Linked DNA regions of Homo sapiens: region 2 is linked to region 1. A link is a contact called in ENCODE Hi-C or POLR2A ChIA-PET data. All regions are on one chromosome and are shown on one strand. Each heading gives the region's core, a stretch centred on a gene start or an enhancer-like site at or near the end of the contact. The rest is flanking DNA. Distances are from core to core; before and after follow the strand shown. Region 1 holds the start of LINC01317 (long intergenic non-protein coding RNA 1317). Region 2 overlaps LINC01317 (long intergenic non-protein coding RNA 1317).

Region 1 (3,592 bases), core at 948-3,447:
GAAGATTAACCTTTATAACAGGGCATCTGCTATGCCACAGCTCTATGTGTAAAGTCTGTTTACTAAAGAGGGCATTAATCAAGACATAGGCATCCATTTATAATCTCTTTGCACTGTTGCTAACTCCAGAGTGAGCTAGTGAGTAAGATGGCTGAAGCCTGACAGCTAATTTAAAGCCAGGGTCTTCACTGTCCAGAGATTTATCAGAGAGTCAAGCAGCTTGTATCTTTTATGACTTGCACCTTCTTCTTTTTCAGAGGTAGTAAATGAAAAAGATGGAAAAAGGAGGTGCCAATCTATTGCAGCTGTGTAAAATCACATAAACACCATGCCCTGGGCTTTCATTATAACACCACCTTGTTAGCTAATTACTGTCAGCATTAAATTACAGAGTCAGGAGGACCCACTCAATACCAATTCATTCATTTCAGGTCACAGTTTGGCAGAAAACATGTAGCGAAAGGCCAAACCTTTATCCACTGAACCTTTTATTTGTGACTAAACAAAAGTCTTGACAAGTAATATAACTTGCATCAAGCAGGGCTACAGCAAAGGCCGATTAATAGTTTTTTGTTTATTTAATAAAGATTTGCTTTATCCTCTAGTCTACTTGACAGGACTTATCATTTTGCATACCAAAAGACACAAAAGCTTGTAGATTATTTTTTTCTCAATTCAAGCATTGTGTCTAAGTATTACCAACCTTACAATCAATGAGTAACATGATTAAAAAAATAAGCTCAACATTTTACATTTCTCAGATCTGAGCAGTTGGTTTTCCATACTGTGCTGTGGAGGTAAATTTTTGGTGGGGTTGGTTTTATAATACGTTGATTGGAGAGATTTACTATCACAACCTTTTAAAATTCCATTATTGTACAATTTAGAACACAGGTGGTGAGACCAAAATGGGCTTTTCAGAAGTGTAGAAAGCTTTTAATCTGCTTAGGTATTTTCTGGGATGAAAAGGTATATAAAGCTACTAACTTTGCAGAGGGGTTGATTTTCTTTTTTACTATCTAGCTGTCATTCTTCAAACAGCTTATTTAGGGAAAAAAATCAAATGTATTTCAGCCTCGTATATATGGTTGGCAGTCTGTCATAGCTTCTTAAAGTGATTTTCTGATTATATAGAAGATTGACATGAGAAATTCAAAATCAACATATCTTAAACTCATGCCGGTGAGTTTGAATGATGATATTAATCCATAAGAATCAATTTCTTCTGATTTGCTGTGCTTGGGTTTTACAACATAAGGAAAATGCATTTGGTGAAAACACTTCTTGCTTTGAGTGAAGAGTTATTCAAACCTTAATCAAGCAAGAGCCTAGACTAGGCACTTTCTCACATATGACCTTATTTATTTAATTCTCACAAGTATGGTGTGAGTTACAGATAATTCTGTATTACAGATGAGGAGAGTCAAGCTAAGCGAAGTTAAATATCTTCCTGAAGGCCACATGCTCTTAAGAGAATTGAAACACAAGTATTCTAACTTGAAAGTCACTGACTTTTCTGCTAGAACACTGTCCCTTCTGAACACAAATTGTCAGGAGGGTAAGATTATATCTCTTGTTGAGCTCATCATTGCTGTTCTCAATGGTCAATTTTAAAATGCAGCGCCCCCCAGGAAGGTTTCTGGAAGCATACTCTTGTTCTCTGTTAATTGGCAAACCAAGAGTTCTTCTTCAATTCATGGATGGCTTTGGTAGCTTTCACACTTGTGAACATAAACAGTTCACTCAGGTGTTGCTCTGATTTGCCCACTGTGTTTTCTCTCATTTTAAGTCAACCGGAAGACAAATAAATACTCATGACAAGTTGTTAACAGAGTGGAAACTGCTAATTAGAGGGTTTAACGGAAGTGGGTGAGTATGAAAATGTAGTAGTCTGTGGGAGTCCTCTGATTGTAGACCTCTGAGACTTGGCGGAGATTGGGGCCCGGCAGCTACATTTACAATACAAACGTTGTACATCTGCCCCTCTGATATGGTTTGGCTGTGTTCCCACACAAATCTCAACTTGAATTGTGTCTCCCAGAATTCCCACGTATTGTGGGAGGGACCCAGGAAGAGGTAAGTGAATCATGGGGGCTGGTCTTTCCCGTGCTATTCTCGTGATAGTGAATAAGTCTCACGAGCTCTGATGTGTTTATCAGGGGTTTCTGCTTTTGCTTCTTCCTCATTTTTCTCTTGCTGCCACCACGTAAGAAGTGCCTTTTGCCTCCCACCATTATTCTGAGGCCTCCTCAGCCATGTGGAACTGTAAGTCCAATTAAATCTTTTTTTGTTCCCAGTTTTGGGTATGTCTTTATCAGCTGTGTGAAAATGGACTAATAGACCCTCCTTTATTAGGGCCTAGTGAAAGGTAACCTTTCTACTATGATGGATTTCATAATTGTAAAATGGTTGCTAGTAAGGCATCACTTTTACAAATATGTTTTGTGTCTTGTCTATACTATTTTCCTAATGAAATCAGGGTGAGGCAGGCTTTTTGAGTGTCTCGGAAGGGCTTGGCACTGAAGGGGGCGATATTAAATAGGACATAGTCCCTGACTTCAAGGAAACGATAGTGCAGTTGAGCAGCAGAAATGGGCAGATGTTTACAATGATATGTACAACAATAAAAAGTGTACAGTATAGAGTAGAGGCACAAGAGGGTGTTAGGAACTCTGGGTATGAGGGCTAAGGAAGGCTTTCAGAAAAGGTGGCCTTAAAGAATAAAAAGGGATTTGCTAAGCAGAGAAAACTACAGGTTCAAAGGCAGGCAAGAGGATGTGAAACAGCATAACTCAAACGCCATGGGTCCAGGGTTGAATCAGGTCAGTGGAAGGGGTACACAGGAAGGCAGATGTTAGGTTGTGAAGAGACCTGTGGACCATGGAGCTCGGCCATTGTCTTCAAGGCCACTGAGTGCCACTGAAGGCCTTTAGCAAAGGATTGCCATGATCAGATTTGTGGTTAGGAAGCAATACTCAACAGTGTGGGTACAGATTTTAGAGTGACAAAACTAAAAGAATGGACACCAATTAGTACTTCATGTCATATTATCTTTAATTACAAATGGATTAAAAACACTGGCACTCTTTTTTTTTTTTTGAGATGGAGTCTTGCTCTGTCGCCCAGGCTGGAGTGCAGTGGCTCGATCTCGTCTCACTGCAAGCTCCACCTCCCAGGTTCATGCCATTCTCCTGCCTCAGCCTCCCGAGTAGCTGAGACTACAAGCGCCCACCACCACGCCTGGCTATTTTTTTGTATTTTTAGTAGGGGGTTTCACTGTGTTAGCCAGGATGGTCTCGATCTCCTGACCTCGTGATCTGCCTTCCTTGGCCTCCCAAAGTGCTGAGATTACAGGCGTGAGCCACTGCACCCAGCCAAAACACTGGCACTCTTAAATGATTTCTAAATTTGGTGATGGTGCTGCTGTTATATTTTATTTTTTTGATACAGACTCTTGCTCTGTAGTGCAGCCTGGGGTGCAGTGATGCAATCATGGCTCACTGCAGCCTCAAACTCCTGGGCTCAAGCTATCCTCCCGCCTTGGCCTCCTGAGTATCTGGACTATAGGTGTGTGACACCACACTCAGATGAT
Region 2 (3,363 bases), core at 456-2,955, 78 kb after region 1:
TCTTTGAGCAAAATTTCTTTTGAGCCACCAATCACAGCTTTCTGTTACTTGCTAACATTCTGCCCAGTCAACCCCAGCACTCACTCCCTCCTGGATCCAGTGGTCATTCCCTCCCCAGCCTTCAATGTTTAAGACCTTCTTTCATTTTTCTTCCTCACCAAAACTGAGAAAAATCCACAACCCCAAACTATTTATCACTGATTGCTAACTGATGGTATCTTAGCATACTGTGAGTATGGCCCTTGGACAGTGTTTCAGATATCAGTGGGCAGGTGCTTTGTCACCAAAAGGAAAAGATTATGCATCAAATAAGATTGTAAAGTTCTGGGTTGAGCAACTTGAATGGGTTTCATTACTGCAGGACTTTTCAGAAACTTTAGTGTGTGTATGTAAATTAGGAATCATAAGAAGGGTATAGAGTGTTCAATGTTTTCCAAACTTTGACCATGGTAACAATTTTTTTTGAGTATCTTGAGGAACTAATGTTTGTCTTACACACTCTGAGAAATGCTGTTTCAGGTAAAACTCGTCTACGTGTATCTAAGCAACCTGTTAACATTGTACATCTGTAGTGGGTTGAATAGTGGCCCCCAAAAGATATGTCCAAATCCTAACCCCTAGTACTTGTGAATATGACCTCAATTCAAAATAGGGTTTTACAGATGTAGTGAGATTAAGAATTTCAAGATGAGATCACTCTGGCTTCAGGATGGGCCCTAAATTCAATGACTGTTCATATAAGAGATGAGAAAGGAGGAGACACAGAGACATACAGAAAGAAGGCCATGTGAAGAAGGAGGCAGATTAGAGTTATGCTACCAGAAGCCAAGGAACACCAGGAGCCACCAGAAGCTGGAAGAGGCCGAAAGAGATTCACTCTGAGAGCTTTTGGAGGGGACATGGCCCTACTAACACTCTGATTTTGGACTTCCGGTCTTCAGAATTGTGAAAGAATACATTTCTCTTGTTTTAAGCTCCCTGGTTTGTGGCAACATTGTCAGCTCTAGGAAACTGAATGCAACACTATCTCTAATTGTGGAGTGTGCTGACTCAGGCTTTGGCCTTTCATTACTGTAAAAAGACTAGGCATCTGTGAGCAGAGGGCAGATATTTTTGAGGTCAGAGCCTGATTCTACTTTTGATCACTGAAAATAAAATCTGTTTAATCTGAGGTGATTGGCTGAGGAGTGTAGTACATTAGAAGAAATAGCCATGATTCTCTCCAAAGACAGTTCTCTTCCTTTTTGGTCCTTTTCTGGTGTTTTCCTGTTTTGGTGAATGGTGACTGCATCTGTTCTGTCTCTTTCACTTTCCACACTTGATCAACCACAAATCCTGAAAATGTTAACTTCCAAATATGATTCCCATCCATCCTCTCATCTGCCACTTACTTGTTGCTTCTGAGTCCAGGCTTCATCACCTCTTGCTTGGGCTACTGGGATCCCCTGACCAGTCTCCCTGTATTTACTCTTGCTCCTCTCCAAAACATTTTACATGCAGGCGGAGCATGTTACATTTCTCCCACCTCCCCAGCTACCACTTAAAATACTACCATGATTTTTTACTTCTTTTAGATAAAGGAGAACATCCTTAATACAGGCTACAAAGCTTGCCATGTTATGGTCTCCACCGACTCCACAAACTTGTTTCTTCACAGCCTGCTTCCCTCTGCTGTCTTATTTGTAGTCATAGTAAATTTCTTTCAGTTCCTCAAAGACGCTTTGCTCAACTTGCTATACAGCCTTTGCTCATACTATTTCCTTTGTCTGAAACATCTTTCACTCCTGTCCTGTGACATAGCTAATTTTCACTCTTTTTTCAGATTCCAGCTCAGTCATCAGTTGCTCAAAGAAGTCTTCCCTGGATTTGATGATGATTAATTCTCCCTATAATATGGCTCTTTCCTGAACAGTTATCACAGTTGCACCTTTACATTTATTTGTGTGATTATTGCCTACTAAACTACATGTACATGAGAGGAGGGACCATGTCTGTTTTTGCCAATTGGCACAGAGTAAAGGTTCAGTAAGTAGTTGCTGAATGAATGAATGAACAACTAAATGACTGAATGACTGAATGAACAAAATCAATGAAGTAATGAAGAGAATGAACAAAGGTTGTTTCAACTGAAGATGTTGAAAGTTTAGTCCTTACAGGATTTGAGAATTATAAAATCTTACTTCCTCCAGAACCTGAAAGCATCAGTCACGGTTTTAAGTTACAAGCAAAAGAAACCAACTCTTATTAATTAAAGCAGAAAGGGGATTTGCTGAAATATGGTGGTGACTCACAGAATCTCTGATAAGTCTGGAAATCCAGGCTTGGAGGTTCTGTAGCCAGCACAGTGCTCACATTATGCATCAGAACACAGCCTGTGAAGATAGTGTTATTAGGTTGGTGCAAAAGTAATTGCAGTTTTGGCCATTGAAGGCAACGGTCAATTGAAAGCAATGGCCAAAACTGCAATTACTTTTGCAGCAACCTAATACTACCATACCAATGTTGAACAACGGGTGCTACTGATAGACTCATACCTGCTGCCGCCTCTGGAAGCCAAGTGCAGCTTCCATGCCTGCTGTTACTCTCACCAGAATAGCTTCTTTGCAATCCCTGCTTCTTCAAGCCACCTTCCCAAAGTCTGAGGGGGAATCTGGGAAGTGAGTGTCTGGCATTTTCAGTTTCACTCGTGAGCGGTGAGGTCAGTCTTATAAAGTTGGGGTATCTCCAGCCATCGTAACAGTGTGCAGATGTTGGAGAACACAAAGAATAATGGTTGTTCGCTGTAACCCACTTGGCTGTACAATGTTAACGTATCGTCTTTCCCCCTTATTAACATTAAACAATAAAAAATGTACCTGTCTAGTAATGTTAGCACCCCTCATCCAGGTGGTATGTGGTCAAGGCACAACAGTTACTATATCTAGCCCCAGAACCAGCATCTCTGGTTCCATTAGGTCATTCTTCAATATTCTGGACTAAATTCTAAAGCTTACTTCTATGACAGCACCATATATAAAAGAGTAGGAGAAAGGAAGAGAAAATAAGAGAAAAGAGTCTCATAAATAAATATCAGGGCTGCAAGCCTACAAAACTGTATTCCTTATTTCTAGAACTAACCCCAAGGCCATAGTTGATACTTTTTCTTTGTCTTCAGCCACCTCAGCTGGTCAGCATCCTTTATCAGCATTTTCCGTCTCTATCCCTGAGGGTTCTAAAACCTATCTGTGTGGGTTGCTGTTGTCTTCTAGTAAATTTTACCACTAAATATGGAACTATAATAAAGTCCCTCAGGGAAACTGTCCCCATACTGAAACAATAACACTGCTTGCCCTTGACAATCAGGATTACTCATCCTACTCAGCA

What was found. A loop is a pair of places that touch in the nucleus more often than their neighbours do. ChIA-PET counts read pairs that join two places held with the same protein, here RNA polymerase II (POLR2A). Pooled maps may share reads with other maps.
Region 2: a loop to region 1 is called in a pooled map, with 3 times the contacts of the local background. The contact joins the enhancer-like site here to the promoter of LINC01317 in region 1. A Hi-C loop is called at or near these places in 1 of 168 maps with a recorded cell type or tissue (IMR-90) and 2 of 50 pooled maps. POLR2A ChIA-PET finds 5 or more read pairs at or near these places in 2 of 52 experiments (H1 and activated CD8-positive, alpha-beta memory T cell).

The regions. Positions count from the first base shown.
Region 1 is chr2:33,704,689-33,708,280 of GRCh38, forward strand. LINC01317 (long intergenic non-protein coding RNA 1317) reads left to right here and starts at 2,198. Exons shown (of 7, transcript NR_126403.1): 1 at 2,198-2,265.
Region 2 is chr2:33,783,651-33,787,013 of GRCh38, forward strand. The region is part of intron 1 of LINC01317 (long intergenic non-protein coding RNA 1317); the gene reads left to right. Among named protein-coding and RNA genes, the nearest start is that of LINC01317, 78 kb to the left of the region's middle. Within about 2 kb of position 1,706, at least 2 of the 41 ENCODE cell types and tissues checked have a DNase peak (open chromatin) inside an H3K27ac peak, as active enhancers do.